Regions from separate parts of the Homo sapiens genome. Here region 2 is linked to region 1. The links are chromatin loops, found by intact Hi-C in ENCODE. Cell type or tissue: heart left ventricle. All regions are shown on one strand. Each heading gives the region's core, and the rest is flanking DNA. Links, peaks and the distances in the headings are about the cores only. Region 1 has its middle 46 kb from the start of C19orf12. Region 2 has its middle 20 kb from the start of ZNF536-AS1.

What was found. Hi-C counts contacts between places; a loop is a spot of excess contacts. Peaks named below come from ENCODE experiments on the same cell type or tissue, not always from the same donor. Only the 100,000 strongest peaks of a DNase experiment are listed, where the experiment ranks them.
Region 2: a loop joins it to region 1, with 5 times the contacts of the local background. A loop is called at or near these places in 10 of 110 quality-filtered maps.

The regions. Positions count from the first base shown.
Region 1 is chr19:29,756,760-29,765,088 of GRCh38, reverse strand. No RefSeq gene overlaps it. Among named protein-coding and RNA genes, the nearest start is that of C19orf12, 46 kb to the right of the region's middle. RefSeq lists enhancers at 6,729-7,307, 7,308-7,887. In heart left ventricle, for the core only: a CTCF peak has its summit at 4,825 (motif pointing left); a DNase peak (open chromatin) is centred at 4,818; H3K4me3 peaks cover 217 bases; H3K27me3 peaks cover 984 bases.
Region 2 is chr19:30,645,927-30,654,255 of GRCh38, reverse strand. It overlaps a transcript of ZNF536 not described here. Among named protein-coding and RNA genes, the nearest start is that of ZNF536-AS1, 20 kb to the left of the region's middle. In heart left ventricle, for the core only: CTCF peaks have their summits at 4,053 (motif pointing right) and 4,067 (motif pointing right); no DNase peak of the experiment used is centred there; H3K27me3 peaks cover 5,001 bases.

The DNA of each region.
Region 1 (8,329 bases), core at 219-8,218:
ATATTGTTTATTTTTTGTAGAGATGGGGCCTCACTCTGTTGCCTAGGCTGATCTCAAACTCTTGGGCTCAAGGAATCCTCCTGCCTCCCAAGGTGCTGGGATGACAGGCATGGGCCACCATGCCCGGCTTTAATCAAGACTTTACAAAGGCTGGCGTGGTGGCTCACGCCTGTTATCCCAGCACTTTGGGAGGCTGAGGCGGGTGAATCACTTGAGGTCAGGAGTTTGAGACCAGCCTGGACAACATTGTGAAACCCTATCTCTACTAAAAATACAAAAATTAGCCAGGTGTGGTGGCGCGTGCCTGTAATTCCAGCTACTTGGGAGGCTGAGGCAGGTCTCCACTTTCTGTCCCATTTTGCACATTTTGCATTTTGTTTTGTTTTGTTTATTTGAGACAGAAACTGGAGGTTGCAGTGAGCCGAGATCTTGCCTCTGCCCTCCAGCCTGGGCAACAGAATGGGACTTCATCTCAAATCAAAAGACTTTTAAAAACACTAGGTAAGCCAAGTAAAGCATCTGCGGCTGGCTGTCTCTGTTCTGGACAGAGCATGACATCACAGTTGCCATGCACACTGGCCACGCTCACCCACTGCATCTCCTTCGATCCTCATGCCAGCGCTGTGGGGAGGTTTTTGTCGATCTTGTGTCTCAGTAGGGGCTCAGAGGTGAGGTCACTTGCCTAAGGTCGGGCCTGGTGGGAGTGAAGATTGGAACTCGGGCTGCCCAATTCCCAGGCCCATGGGCTTACGAGGTGACACCACAAGAGGCAGTTGAGAGTTTCCTGGGGGCTTTTTGCTCAATTGTGTGCCTGGTCTGCACGCCCATCACGCTTCCTTTAGGCCCTGTGATCTCTGGTCAGCTGTACACCACGTCTGAGCCTCAGTTTGCCCATTTGTAGTGTACGGGTAGTGCTCCCTGGCCTGCACACCTCAGAGGGCTCTTTTGGGCCCCCAGAGCTGCAATGCCTGAAAGCATCTTAAAAATAGCCCGTGCTGGCAGGGCATGATGGTTCATGCGTGTAATCTTAGCACTTTGGGAGGCCGAAATGGGTGGATCACTTGAGGTCGGGAGTTTGAGACCAGCCTGGCCAACATGGTGAAATCCCGTCTCCACTAAAAAAATACAAAATTAGGCAGGTGTGGTGGCGCACGCCTGTAATCTCAGCTACTCAGGTGGCTGAGGCAGGAGAATCGCTTGAACCTGACAGGCAGAGGTTGCGGTGAGCCAAGATCGCGCCACTGAACTCCAGCCTGGGTGACAGAGTGAAACTCTGTCTCAAAAACAAACAAACAAACAAACAAACAAACAAAAATAGCCTGTCCTGTACTCAGAGAGGAGAGGCACCACCAGAGTCATTCACTTGGGATAATTCTGTTCCCATTACTAATCTGGAAGGAGACTTCTAAGGACTACAACCCTGATATTTTCTCATCCTGCTTTTCTAATTTTCTCCAACATCAGGCAGCTAGGGGAAAAGCCGCATTTTCAGATGCAAATTTTCCTCTGAACCACGGAAGCTTTAAAACCACCAGATGAAGTATAGAAAGTGCTTGACAATTTCTTTAAGAATCTTGCATTCTCTGGGTTAGAATATCACGCGTGAGGATATGTGTGTGTTGTGTGTTTTTTTAATCCTGCTATCGTGAGCAGCAGGTACCAAAATGTTGATCTTTAATGTGTTAGTAAAACAGCATACATTTGAATATTGGCTTTTTCTGCCATCTGTACCAGTTGACACTGTTTTTCATACCAGCTTATTACATTTCTTGTACAAACATACTTTTGGGTGTCTCTGTTGATTTATGCTATAGTTGCTCTGGTATTTGTGTTAAAATAGCATTTTAAAACTTATAAAATATTGCTATTTATTCCTTCCTTGATTCTTTGCCATTTGACAAGTTCTGCAGTAGCGCATATTTCCCAAGGACTAAGTTTCTGGTCACGGTTCTCTTGAGGGGGCAGCAGGCTGGGGGCAGGCGAGCCCAGAATAGCTCGGGCTGGGGATCTAGCTGGGCACTCCTAGCATACTAAACTCACTGTCCCCCTTGGGTAGGTCTGCAGATTCCCCAGGGCTTTCTTCTTCTTCTTCTTTTTTTAATCTAAAAATTTCTTTTAGAGGCCAGGCACGGTGGCTCACGCCTGTAATCCCAGCACTTTGGGAGGCTGAGGCAGGCAGATCATCTGAGGCCAGGAGTTCAAGACCAGCCTGGCCAACCCCATCTCTACTAAAAATACAAAAATTAGCCAGGCGTGGTGGCGGGCACCTGTAATCCCAGCTACTCATGAGGCTGAGGCACAAGAATTATTTGAACCCGGGAGAAGGAGGTTGCAGTGAGCTGAGATGATGCCATTGAACTCCAGCCTGGGCGACAGGGTGAAACTGTGTCTCCAGAAAAAAACAACTAATAATAAAATAAATTAATTAAAAATGAATAAATAAAAATTTCTTTTAGAGACGGGGGGGGGGGGTCTTGCTATGTTGCTCAGGCTGGTCTTGAACTCCTGGCCTCAAGTGATCCTCCCACCTTGGCCTCCCAAAGTGTGGGGACTACAGGTGTGAGCCACCATGCCTGACCCCCCCAGGGTTATTTTAAACGTCCAAATGATAAAAATAAAGTCAACACGGTAGGTCTCCCTAAATTTGCTCAGTTTGAAGACCTGTTATTCTTTCATTCTGTCTGCCTCCCCCTTTTGATGTCAAAATTTTATTTCTCCAGTGAATTGAAGAGGTTCTTGGATGACCATCTATTTTTTCTCTCAAATGGCTTTCCTGGGCAAAATCATGAGCTGGTATCCCTATGTTCCTTCCCAGTTGGTTTGGGTGTAATTTTACTGATCTGCAAAATCCTCAAATCTGGGGCCCTCTTGTGCTAAGGTAGAGCTTAGATGAGCCCCTCTGCCGGGACTCCATGCCATGGTCTGGGATGGGGGCCCTTCACGGCCCTGGGGGAGGCTCTGTGGCAGTGAATGGCGCCTGCCACCGGCTGGTGCATAGATGAGGCATTCTGCCACTCTAAAAAAAAATCTGTGCAAACTGCCACAGATGGGAGGAAGAGCCGATATTCAAATTGGAGGCTGTTTTGCTAACACGTTAAAGATTAACGTGTTTTTATTGGCTGCTGCATACTGAAGCAGGATGAGTTTTCCTTCTCTAAAAAAGCAGAAAGAAATAGAAGCCGCCTGTTTGGGGCCAGTGCTGGGGATTGTGGTGTGAGGCCCCCACTGCCCAAGAGAGCCCAGGGTTCTGAAGCGCAGCCCCATCTCCCGCTCTGAAGCCCTTGCCCTGTCTCCTGGTGACACCTGGCCCACTTCACCCAGCCTGTGCCTCCCCTTCCGGCTGTAAGCTTCCAATCCCCTTTTCTTTTTTCCTTTCTTTTCTTTCTTTCTTTTTTTTTTTTTCCTTGAGATAGAGTCTCGGTCTGTTGCCCAGCCTGAAGTGCAGTAGCTGGATCTCGGCTCATTGCAACCTCTGCCTCCTGGGTTCAAGCGATTCTACAGCTTCAGCCTCCTGAGTAGCTGGGATTACAGGCATGCACCACCACACCCAGCTAATTTTTGTATTTTTAGGAGAGACAGGTTTCACCATGTTGGCCAGGTTGGTCTCAAACTCCTGACCTCAGGTGATCCACCTGCCTCCGCCTCCCAAAGTGCTGGGATTATAGGTGTGAGCCACCGTGCCCGACCTCCAGTCCCCTTTTCTTAAGACTAAGTCCCCGTGTGATGACGGTGAGCAGGTGCCGGCAGCCATGCCAAGCACCTCCCCAGACTGCTCTGCGGGACTCTCCTGAGAGGCAGTCCCAGTGCCGCATCTTACAGGAGGAGGTGAAACCAAGGCACAGAGAGATGAAGTAACCTGCCTGGGGCCACACAGCAGGGAAGTGTGGGTGCAGAGAGCCCATCTCCCCACCTCTCAGCTCCCAGCCCACGGAACTCTCCCTCCCTGGACTCTGTGTGAGGGATCTAATTTTTATTTTTACAAAGTGGCTTACACCTGTAATCCCAGCACTTTGGGAGGCCGAGGAGGGGGGGCGGGGCCCAGATCAAGTGAGGCCAGGAGTTCGAGACCAGCTTGGCCAACATAGCGAAACCCCGTCTCTACCAAAAATACAAAAATTAGCTGTACAAGTTAAGATGTCTCAGTTTCCTAATCTGTGAAATGGGTGCATTGGTGATTTCAGAGGTCCCTGCATGGTGGCTCTGGACTCAGATTCCAGTGGACACCCCTTCCTAGGATGGTCCTGGCAGTGCCCAGGTGCTCTGAAAAGGAGAATTCAACTGCAGGCACAAGTGTGGTGGTCGGGGGGTGGGGGCGTGTGAAGACCCAGGTGACCCAAGGTAAGGACCCAGGAGTTCGAGACCAGCTTGGCCAACATAGGGAAACCCCGTCTCTACCAAAAATACAAAAATTAGCTGGGCAGGGGTAACCTGTAATCCCAGCTACTAGGGAGGCTGAGGCAGGAGGATCACTTGAATCCGGCAGGTGGAGGTTGCAGGGAGCCCAGATCGCGCCACTGCACTCCAGCCTGGGCGACAGAGCGAGACTCCGTCTCAAATAAACAAAACAAAACAAAACAAAATGCAAAATGTGCAAAATGGGACAGAAAGTGGAGACCTAGTCAGGGGAGTTTAACATAACAATAGTGATGGCAGAAAGCATAGCAAACAGAAGTGACAGCACCCATCAGCCATAGGTGTGTGGCGGGGTTCCGGGCTGTCCGGAGGGAAGGGAGGGCCGGCCTGGCTGGCGCTTCCCGCCGCTCTCGGAGCGGGACAGCCCCGCCGCCTGCCTCCTGCTGCCCTCCTTGGGCGCCTCAGGCCGCGCCCTCTGCTGGCCAGTGGCGGCCACGCAGCCAGTCTTGCCCTTGGGCAGGAGAGCTGGGCCCTGGACCCTGTCAGGCCCGGACACTTCCTCCTCTTACTCATGGTTACCAGCGCTGCCCACCGAGGAACGAAGTTTCCATTCCCTCTGAGGGTTAGGGCCATCCCTCACACAGCACAGGCCAGGCTGGAGAAAGGGGGACCACAATGGCAACTTTTTTTGTTTTTTTAAGACAGGGTCACGCTCTGTTGCCCAGGCTGGGGTGGGTGCAGTGGCCTGATCTCAGCTCGCTGCAGCCTTGACCTCCTGGGCTCAAGCTCAGCCTCCCGAGTAGATGGAACTGCAGGCACGCACCACCACACCTGGCTAATTTTTTTTTTATTTTTTGGAGAGGTGAGGTTTCACTATGTTGACCAAGCTGGTCTCAAACTCCTGGGCTCAAGCCATCCTCCTACCTTGACCTCCCAAAGTGCTGAGATTACAGTGTGAGCTGCTGCACCTGGCCTCTTCTTTAGTCCAGTACATCAGAACCAGGAGGAGACCTCTGGGATTCAAGAATGCTGACATGTGTGAAAGCCCTCCCCACCGAAGTCCCGGGAGCAGCCCGGTGGGAAGGGCATCTGGCAGGTGGCAGAGTGCCATGGGAGCTGGTTAACCCACTAGCCAGACCCTACCATCCCTCCCTGCATGGCCTTGTACAAGTTGAGATGTCTCAGTTTTCTAATCTGTGAAATGGGTGCATTGGTGATCTCAGAGGTCCCTGCATGGTGGCTCTGGACTCAGATTCCAGTGGACACCCCTCCCTAGGGTGGTCCTGGCAGTGCCCAGATGCTCTGAAAAGGAGAATTCAACTGCAGGCACAAGTGTGGTGGTCGGGGGGAGGGGACGTGTGAAGACCCACATGACCCAAGGTAAGGACCCAGGAAGAAGGCAGCCGGGAACTCCATGGAGTATTTGCCCCAGAGCCCTGAGCCCCAGCCTGGGGATCTCGTAGCACACCACTGTCTCTTTCATCATTGGTGGTTTCTTGTCCTCTTGTCTTAGAGGGTGAGCATCCCCGGCACTCAGCCAGTTGCCTGCACACAGCTGGGGTTCTGCAGATATCTGCATGAGTGGGGAATGCCTGGGTGGAATCTAACAACCATCCCAGCCAGGCCCCTTCCTGCAGGACTCATGGGCTCCTTGCAGCCTCCATGCCTCCCTCCTGGGTCTCTGTCTGAGCACAGATTGTGCACGAGTGTTTCCTAGGTCCCCACCTGAGGCAAAGCGATAAGCAGAGGCCACATTTTTTTTTTTTTTGAAAGAGTCTCACTCTGTCGCCCAAGCTGGAGTGTAGTGGTGCCATCTCGGCTCACTGCAACCTCTGCCTCCTGGGTTCAAGCGATTCTCCTGCCTCAGCCTCCGCAGTAGCTGGGATTACAGGTGTGCACCACCACACTCAGCTAATTTTTGTATTATTAGTAGAGACAAGGTTTTGCCATGTTGGCCAGGCTGGTCTCAAACTCCTGACCTCAAGTGATCTGCCTGTCTCAGCCTCCCAAAGTGCTGGGATTACAGGCATGAGCCACCACACCTGACCCACATATCCTTTTTAAAAAAATTTGACACAGGGTCTCACTCTGTCACCCAGGCTGGAGTGCAATGGTATAATCTCAGCTCACTGCAACCTTCACCTCCCAGGCTCAAGCGATTCTCCCGCCTCAGCCTCCCAAGTAGCTGGGACCACAGACGAGTGCCATCATGCCCGGCTAATTTTTGTATTTTTTGTAGAGACAGGGCTTTGCTGTATTGCCCAAACTGGTCTCAAACTTGTGAGCTTAAGCAATTCTCCTGCCTCGGCCTCCCAAAGTGCTAGGATTACAGGTGTGAGCCACCACGCTCAGCCCACATAACCTATATCTACGTATCTAACAGTTACAAATCAAGCCAACAAATGCTTAAATAAAATATGTTCTTTTCCCCTGCCCTAACCAATATAACTTCAAAAAGACCTAGAAGGCCAGGTTTAATTTTGGAAATCTCAGGCTCTGGGAGTTCCAGTGTGGAACACAGCAGCCCTGGCCTCTCCACTTGCCTTCCACACACTACCCAGAATTGCCCCTTATGTGGGAGGACACCGCAGGCTGCGTGTCCAGGCTCTGTCCCTACCTCCCACACACACAGCCCCTCTGCCACCCCTGGGGCCTAGGGCAGGGCTTTTCAACCTCAGCCCCATTGACATTTTGGGCCCCATCGCTGTTTATTATGAGGCCATCCTGTGCATCGTAGGCTATTCAGCAGCCTCCTTAGCTTGTACCCCCTGCTGTAAAAACCAGAAATGTCTCCAGACCTTGCCAAATGTCTTCCAGGGTGCAAAATCGCCTCCCCTGCTTTCAGAACCACTGACCTAGGGGTACACCGTCCAGGGCCATTAGAACAGGGCATTCTGGGGTGCCAGGTACCCAGCAGGTGGTCACGAAGGGGGCCCAGGCTGTGCGGGGGGGCGGTTGTCACATTCCCTTGTGGGGAGGGGCTGGCCTGAGGAAGGCTGCTGGATGGCTGCCCTGTCTACATGCATACCCATAGCTCCAGGGAGCCCGTGGGGGCATCCAGCTCCCTCGTGGTGTGGCCCAGCTTTGATCAGTTCAAAGAGCTTCCAAACACAGCACAAGTGCATCCCCCGCCAGCAGCCTGCCAGGTACCAGCGTAAATGGCTTCCTCCTTCCTGACTGCCCATGGGGTCTTTGCAGTCCCCTGGGCCATCTCTAAGTGGTCTCCTGTCTTTACTGATGCCCCTGGCTCCTTCAGCACGTCCCCCAGGCACTGCATGGCCTCCACCGGTGCCCAGGACACTTTGGAAGGGCAAGGATGAACGCTGCTTATTTTAACAGTTCCAAGAGGTGCGCACATGCACTCAGAAAAGAGTAGCGCATCAGGACTGTGACTTCACGGTCTTAGGATGAGGATAGGTGATTCAAAGTGTTGATTTTCCTACAGGCCAAAGATGGCACAATTTAAATATTAGTAAGAAGAATGGCTACAACGAACTGAAACAAAGGAAATATGCTCAAAGCTGTGACTTTATAATGACACTTAAGCCAAAAGGAACCCTCACAAGTCACCTTGGGACAGAATGAACATGCATTATGGTTTGCCCTGGAGCATTCTGGCTCATGCCTGTTGCCCTTTCGCCCTTGGAAGTGTCCTGGTTTGGATGAGCAATTATATGGTCACCCCTGCCTTGGATTTCAAATTCATTATTTTATTTTATTTTATTTATTCATTTTTTTGAGACGGAGTCTTGCTCCGACCCCAGTCCTGGAGTGCAGTGGCATGATCTCGGCTCACCACAACCTCTACCTCCTGGGTTCAAGTGATTCTCCTGCCTCAGTCTCCTGAGAGCTGAGATTACAGATGCACATCACTACGCCTGGCTAATTTTTTGTATTTTTAGTAGAAACGGGGTTTCACCATTTTGGCCAAGCTGGTCTCAAACTCTTGACCTCAAGTGATCTGCCCGCTTCGGTC
Region 2 (8,329 bases), core at 66-8,065, 890 kb before region 1:
CACCTGTTGGATGTACCTAGGTGAAGGTCAGGCTCCCTCCCCACTGGGCCCCACGCAGCCTGGGCACCAGCCCTTGGCTCACACCTGCTGCCAGGTAGCAGCCAGGGAGACTTCTTATGCAGCCCGCTTGTTTCAAAGGAGCGTCGGCGACAGGGAGGGGAGGATCTCAAGACCTTTAATTAGCTGGGAATTGCACCCTCTCTAGTGGCTTGCTTGTGAGAACTAGAGAGCTAAGGAACAGCTCCTCAAAGAGGAAGATGGCACTTGCCAGAAGGCAGAGCTAAAGCACGCAGGTGAGTCCTGGGTTCTGATGGGGCAAGAGTTCTCCATTCCAGCAAACTCCAGACAAGAGCCAGCAGCAGGGGGGCACGCAGCCTCCACCATTGCACATGCCCTGTGTGTGCCAGGGAAGTGACCCTCTTTTCCTGGGGTCTAACTTCCCTGTCTGCAAACTCTTGTGTTATGAGCAAGGCAGGCTGGGCGGGACCCCTTGGCGGAGAAGGGAAGAGCCACACCTCCCTAAGGAAGTGACTCCCACCTCTCTTCCATCACCTGCTCCTAAGGGAGCGGCTCCCACCTCTCTTCCGTCCCCTGCTCCTAAGGGAGTGGCTCCCACCTCTCTTCCATCCTCTGCTCCTAAGGGAGCGGATCCCACCTCTCTTCTATCTCTTGTCCCAGACATTCTAGTTTTTCAAGAGAACCTGAAAGCCTGGATTTGTAAATTTAAAAAATCTTTCATTTTTAAACTGTGTGCAACCAATTGAAAGCAAAAGTGTAATATCGGACAAGTCAAACAAAACCCAACTGTGAGCTGGCTCCAGCCATCAGGCCACTCTTCAAGTTTCATTGCACTCATAGGCCTCTCAGAGGGCCCCACCTAACCTTCCATGCCCTGTGTCTGCTTGTCTCCCCGAAAGCAGATGTGCAGTGAGAAGACAGATGCTACACCCAGATCTAATGTGTGGTCTCTGGATCAGCAGCACAGCCATGACCCTGGAGCTGAAGGGCAGGATAGAGGGTCCTCCCCAGAACTACTGAGTCAGAATCTGCATCATAGCAAGATCCATGGGGATCTGGTTGCACATGAGACTTTGAGAAACACTTGTCTAAAAACAAGTAAGATAAAAGAGTCAAGCATGGTGAAACCCTCTCTCCTCTCCAGGACTTGGAAATGCCCAGATAACGGCACCTTCCCTCATGTTTAATCTTTTCCACCCAACCTTACTAGGCTAGAAATAGCCGCCATTCGGTCCTGGGAGGATCCTGGATTCTGACGGGGCATCGAGAGTGGATGCAGCACTGTCACTGGGTTCCCCGCCTTGGTGTTACAGCTTCCACTGCCCACACGGGGAGTAAGAAGTGGGTTTCCAGAATAATCCCTCTCTGGCTTCCATCGCTGCAGGAGACTTTACAGCCACCAGGGATGACCCCAAGCCCACGCCCCAGGTGAAGGTCAAGCAACCGGAACAATGCCACTCAGCTCAGATCACTAGGACAGGAAGCCCAGGAAAATTCCCTTCGGAGATCAGCCTTCTACGAAACTAGAAGTTGCATGCTACTGACTCCAGACCCAGGAGAGGCAGACACAGCACACACAGTAAAGGGGGAAAAGTTTCCTGGTGAGTCCTACAGAATGACGGGGCTCATTCACTCCTTAGAAAAGCACCTCTCTGCATCCATGGGGGCCTCAGGATGACGGTGGAAATGCCTGCTGCCATCTCAGCTTTACTTGCGTGACTCTCCCCAGATCCCCAGGCCTCGTCAGCAGAGACACATCTATCGATAATTACAGAATACACAGCTTTGGGGGGCATTTCCCTTCCATTCACGACATTTAGTGGTGTCAGTCTGAGCATAAATACAATTAGATTTGAGAGTTCTATTACAAAAGCCAATAAAGCGGGCCTCAGTAGAGATTCTAAAATTACTTAACTTTTCTTTAGAAAAATATTAAAACAGTATTATCACATCAATGAGAAGAAAAGACAGCAAGATAATAAAGTTATGTTAAACCTCCCTGTATTTACTCATGTGTGAAACAGTTATGTCTGGTCACATAATTGCAATGGTTCTGAGAAATATTTCATATTTTATAATGAACATTAAAAGAGTTTGTGGATCATTACTTTATATGAGTTCCAAAGTTATTACATAAAACCCAATAGGAATGGTTATAAATTATCAGATCCTCTGGCCTGGCCTTGGTAAACATAACATGAAGACTGAGACATTTCAGCAGACAAGATTCATGAGAAGAGGTAAAAATTCTTCCTGCATTTTAAGGAGAAAAGAAGACCAGAGTACTTGTAACCAGCTCTTAGCATTTTTGTTTCTGTTTCAAAGAAATTCTATTGAACCACTTGCTTAAGCCACACACACACAAAGCTTCTGTTAGAACAAAAGAGTAGTTCCTTTAGACACTGCCCTCATCGCCTCATTTTTCATTATCCTATCTGTGGCCTTAAGGTCACTGCCAAATTCTTGAATTTTTCAACACAGTGTGGGTTTAAAATGCTGTACTTAGCAGGCTCATACGATACCCAACAATTCTTTATTTTCAAAAGGAGATCCTCTCTTTGAAATCTGAAAATATGGCATCTTTACAGAAATTGGAGAGTTGATAACATTCTGAGGAAGTTTTCTTTTGGGGTCTGCAGAATAGGTTTGCAGACAGAATTTTAATTACAAACTATCATTTGTGAACCACGGTTAAGCATGAAATGGATGCTATTCAATTTCCTCGTGCTTATTCTCTTTTTTAAAAATAAATCACAGCATTATATTTTGTTCTGAAAAATCACACCTGGAGCTTCCCTTCCTCCCTCCCCCTTGCTTTCTGCACGGTGAAAGAGTTAAGTATGGGAAGAATAGCAGCTGGGTAAACAAAGTTAAGGACCAGAGAAGTAACGTCAAATCTTCTTGTCAGCATCCAAGAGGCACAGTGCCCAACTGGGGCGCTTTCTGATGAAACACACAGGCAACATTTGCTACCTGGTTCTAGGAAATACAGGCACCTCCCTCGCCTTTGTCCAAAGCAGCCCCGCTTCCGGTACCTGTGGAGTGAAGGTGGGCGCCCGCCCTCCAGGACCCCACCTAACCCCTCTGAGGCTCCCCTACCTGCCAACTCCCAACCTTATCCCGGGTTCTCCCCTTTATGTGGCGCAGCTGTTGGTGAGGCTTTCTCAGCAAACAGATGTCTTTTGGAGAATTTAAAGCTCTGAGTTGGAGGCCAGATTCTGACTGTACTTTGAATTATGTCTGCCTCGATCATTATGCAGTCATTCACATATATTTTAGACATCAATATTGTCTTGAAATATTCTCGAGTTCTCAATGCTATTTATATGCTTCCATTCTCTCCTTTGCTTCTGCTCTGACAGTATGCTCCAACGTCCCAGCGTCACTGACGACTTGCAGATCATTTTAACACATATTTTCATTGGTGAGGGCTTTGCCATTTCATTTAACATGATTTCTCGCTAAATTGAGCAGAGATTGACATTCTTGGGACAACAACCAACCTTGGTCATCTGTTTGGATGGAGGATTTACCCAGTTCAGTATTTTTTAAGATGAAACAGTGTCATGTGTTGCCTCTTTCTACGGACAGCAAGTTTTTACCAATGACAAAAGAAAGATTCTAAGGATGCCAATTTACAATGTGGGAGGAAAAAAAATCTCTCCTTGCTTATTTACAGAAATGCTCATCGGCTAACATATGAGATTCTGATATAATGTAAGCCCATAGGTAAAAGAAAAAGCAAACTCAAACTGTGAAAACAAAGCAAAACAAAACAAAAACAGATATTTTCAGGACTTAAAGAGTAACAAGAAAAGGAGAGAAATCTTTGGGGCTCTTTCAGCACATTTAGTTCTAGGCCAAGTTTAGGAAAACCGTCATGGCCCCTCAGAGCTTCATATGGTCACCAAGAGAGCCAATCTGATTCAATGACTACTCTTACTTTCAAACGGGGTCAGGGCTCTCACCACCACCACTCATCTATTGATCATTTTGTCCTTGTTTGCAGATCATCCCTTTGAAGTATTTTCGCAATGGCCTCTAGGTGCCGCTAACACTGCATAGCTTCAGCCTTTCTGCACAATGAAAACATTAATTTGCTATGAGATAATTTTTGACGTAAATGTAAAATGGTGCCCATTCGAACTCAGTAATGAAGCATGGTGCATTTCTGCAGCTCCTAATTTGACTAGTTAAATGACTCCATTACGTGTCTAACAGACAGAAGCAAATAATTTCTGGTCAGTTGATGTTCACTTACCCGTATCATTTTGCCCTGAAAATAAAGTCTCTAATCTACAATTCCTTTGTCTTAGTTTTTTTTTTTAGTTAAGATTATCAAAGCAAATATACTTAAATATTTCAGATTAAACCAGTATAAACTAACAATTAAAACGTCAGACAGGATAGGCAAATCAAATATGTGTAATTGGAGAGGTGGAAAACCAGTCAGCCCCCTTCTAAATTAATTACTCCAACTTTGCCCCTGTCACTAGGTCCTAGGGGTTAGGATGACTCTCGGGCTTCAAAAGAACAAGTGTGTATCTTTCAAGTCTATTGTTTTCCTGTGACCCCAAAGGGGCTACTGGCTGTTCCTGTGTCTTTTTCACTTTGCCACATAACTTTGAGGATGTTTGGAAAATCAGTAGCAGGATGCATCTCACAATAGCAAAAAAAAAAAAAAAAAAGGAAAATGCTGCTTTAATAAATATCAAGTGATGAATAATTTTGCCCAAAGGGGAAAAAATGGTTAATATTGAATCTTAATGTTCCTCATCTAAATGCTTTTTTCTTCCTGCTAAAAACAAGTTTAGAATTAAAGCGTATCAGTTTACACATATTGCATGCATATTAGTGAGACACAGCTGTGTATGTCCCCCTGTTAAGAGCCATATGATTAAGTTATGGGATATCATATAATCCAAACGCTGTTTCTACTGGTCACCTTTCACAGACAAAAGCTTTTTAGTTTTAGGTCTATTAAATGACAGAATGTCCGATTCTGGAAATGTGCAAGCAATTATTATGAAGCACCTGTGACTCTCACTTTTTGCTCACCAAGTCCATCTATAAATTGCTTCTGGAACATTGCTCAGAGGCTGACAGAGGACTGTCCTCCCTGTCTGGGGCAGCTGTCGGGCATACAGTGAGGTGGCTCAAGACCCAGGGTTGATCCTGGTTAACTATGGAATCAGGACCCCAGCCGTCCTACCCCATCGCCCTGAAGTGAAGAGACTATAGACTCTTTCAGTGAAGAAACAGTGGTCGGAGAAACAGTGAAGAAGAACCCCCTAAAGTTCAGAGGGAACCCTGGGCCCACCCGTTTATCATCAGCACTTCCGGATGATATTTCGAACTAGGTCTGCACCAGAAAATCAGTTTTCAAAAACATGTGAACTAAAAGAACCAGTTTAAATGATCTTTATTTTTCCCCAAAGTAACATGCTATTTGACCCAATTAAAAACACTTTTTAAAAACTGACTGGAGTGTGTCTATTGACTACCTTTATTGAGCTTTTAAAATTTCAAATCCTTGTTTGTGGGCAAATTTCACGCACTTCTATGTTAGGGATGAGGGACGGGGAACAGCACAGGCTGCTTGCCTTTTGATGTGAAACAATGTGAAAAGGACTATTTATGACTCATACTCTGTGGAAACGTTGGCTGATGCTGTTTCTGCCACTTGATCCGGGGAAGTTGCTGTCCTGCAGAAGGCCAGTAGCTGGTGCTGGAGGGGTGGGGGCTCACACCTCTGCTGCCCCTGCCCAGGGGTCCTGAGATAGCCATCGGGGCCAGGCTCCTTGGTGTGATGTAGGTCGAGCGCCTGTGGGTTTGCAGAAAGGATTTGGCCTTTTGATTTGGTGTAGAATTTACAACCTGAGAGTGATGTCTCAGCACGCAGATCTGGGTTGTACTGGAAAAGGAAATGAGGTCAAGCTGAGAGGAACAGTGCTATCTGAGGAGGCTTCCACGCGGCCGCAGGTTGGGGACTCGGAACCGCTTCTTGTGGGCCCAGCCCCTTGACAGGGCACCTGCAGCTAAGAGCATCTGAAAGCCCGTGGGTGTGCACCTTCTGCATGGAGCAGCCCTTTTTAGTCTGTGTTCTGGGAACACAGGCAGAAAAGGAAGGAAATTCCATCTGAGGATGAGCCCACAGTACAGCCTGAAGGGGAGCGAGCCATAGGAGAACCGATGCATCCCTCAGGTGTGAGGAAAATTGGAGGCACTGAGCAGAAGAAAAGTGAAGGCAAGCTTCCTGGCTGAAGCTGACTTCATATGAGAGATTTCCAAAGCGACACGTGGGAAACTTCACAACTCCCTAAAACCCGGAGATGGGGCCAGGTCCCTCTTGTACCGGTTGTCAGGGAAGCCTCAAGACTTCATGCTGCTTGCTGTAGGACAGCTGGGGGCATCCAAAACAGTTTCGCTAGCAAAGGGTCAGCACTCCCTGCCCCAGATTAAAAGTTGGTGATGCTATCAACCCTTTGGAAAGGAAATACCACTTCCAAATTGGGGTCTTAGCAAGGAGGTGCTGGAACTGGGTTTATAATGCTCTTTTAAAAAACACAAGGAGGCATACATAGAACATAGTTGATTGGAAGGAGGGATGACAACTTCTAGAGAAAATGAAAAATAAATTATTTGCTTTCATGTCCATAAAGGGAAGACGAAAGCAGATGCCAGCAACAGACAAGCATTTCCCAGGGAGAGGAAAATATTTCTGAAGGAAATCAGCCTAGTAGCAGAACAGGTGAGAAAGAAATTAGAGTGTCTAAGGACTGATAACTCCGGGAGCAGATGGGAACCATCTTAGAATTTGTGCAAGAAGAGGCAAGGAAACAGGGGAACGGTTAGCAAATACCTTTTAAAAACACCCAGGGAAACGGGAGAAGCACCAGTGGCCAAGAGCCCTTATGCAACACCTATATTTAATAACGACTCAAAGGGAGATCAAAGAAATTAAACACCAGTAAGCTTGACTTGAGCAGTGGGGAAGATATTGGAAACACTAATCAGGGACAAAATAGGGAAAGTTATGATTTAATTAAAGATATTCAGCATGGATTCACAAAAGGGAGATCATACGTAACAAAACTAATAGAATATTTTGAAAAAGTAACAAAAAGGAATTCAAGAGGGAAACCAGGGGTATAATTTACTGGGACTTTAAGAAAGCTTTTGTGCACTGACTCACAAAGGACTAATCTCCAGCGGTGGGGAGTTTGGGTGTGAGTGTGGTGGGGGGTGGAGAATGAATGAAGAATTGTCTGGACCAAGGGTACTTGTGAGCATTACTATGAAGAGATTAGGATAAAAAAAGGAGACTGACTGCTGGAATTTCCCGAGATCTGAGTTTTTTTAATTAATTTTTTTAAACATACAACATCAATAGCCTTGCTTCGGAAATGCGCCCAAACGTGGTGGAATTCTCCTGCAGGTGTAACGTCGGAGGGCAGGTGCCAGTTGATACAACAAGGGCAATAACATTGGAAAGGATTTATTGAAATATGATGAATACATGACCATCCCTCAAATACTACGAGACTGCGACCAAAAGGGGGGCAGAGCCACTAATTGCCACTTGAGTAATTAACACAAATAAAGGTGGAGAAAATGTCTAGAAGGAGCTAAAGCACTGTGGTCTGGACAGTGCGTGATCAACAGCTGTGCCCACTGACCGGCAAAGTCACACATCCACACGTACACACCGATGGCTTCATGCAGAAGCACGCACACACCCGCACATGCACACATTCACACATTACATAGGGACATTCATGAGCACACCTTCACACCTTGCAAAGATGCACTCCTGCCTAAACACACATTGTGCACATTCGTGCTCCTAGACACGTGTACACACAGTCGTGAACATGTGTGCGCAGGCTCAAGCTTCTTTCCCCAGAGGCTGCTATACTGTGCTTAGGTGGAAATGATGGATGTAAAGGAAAAAAGAACATACTATTTTCCACCAGGACAGTTGGGGAGGCACATGACAGGGGGAAAGGCCCCCTTAGTCACATTACGGTAATAATAGATGCCACAGGGATGAAAGAAGAGGCAGAGGGGAGAGGAATCGTGAGACACAAAAAGACCTTTGTTGCTACAAGCCAAACCAGAGCTGAATACCTTCTCTGAAAAAATAATGGCAGAAATCCCCAAAGGGGCCAAACTCTTGCACTTGGAGACAGAGCTACAGAATGCAGTAGCAGGAGGCTGGAGAAGACGGTGACTAGATCTGAGACCTGCTGTCCTCAGGGCTCCAACCCAAAGCTTATCCAGCAAGAAGCCAGGCTGGGCAACGGCATGG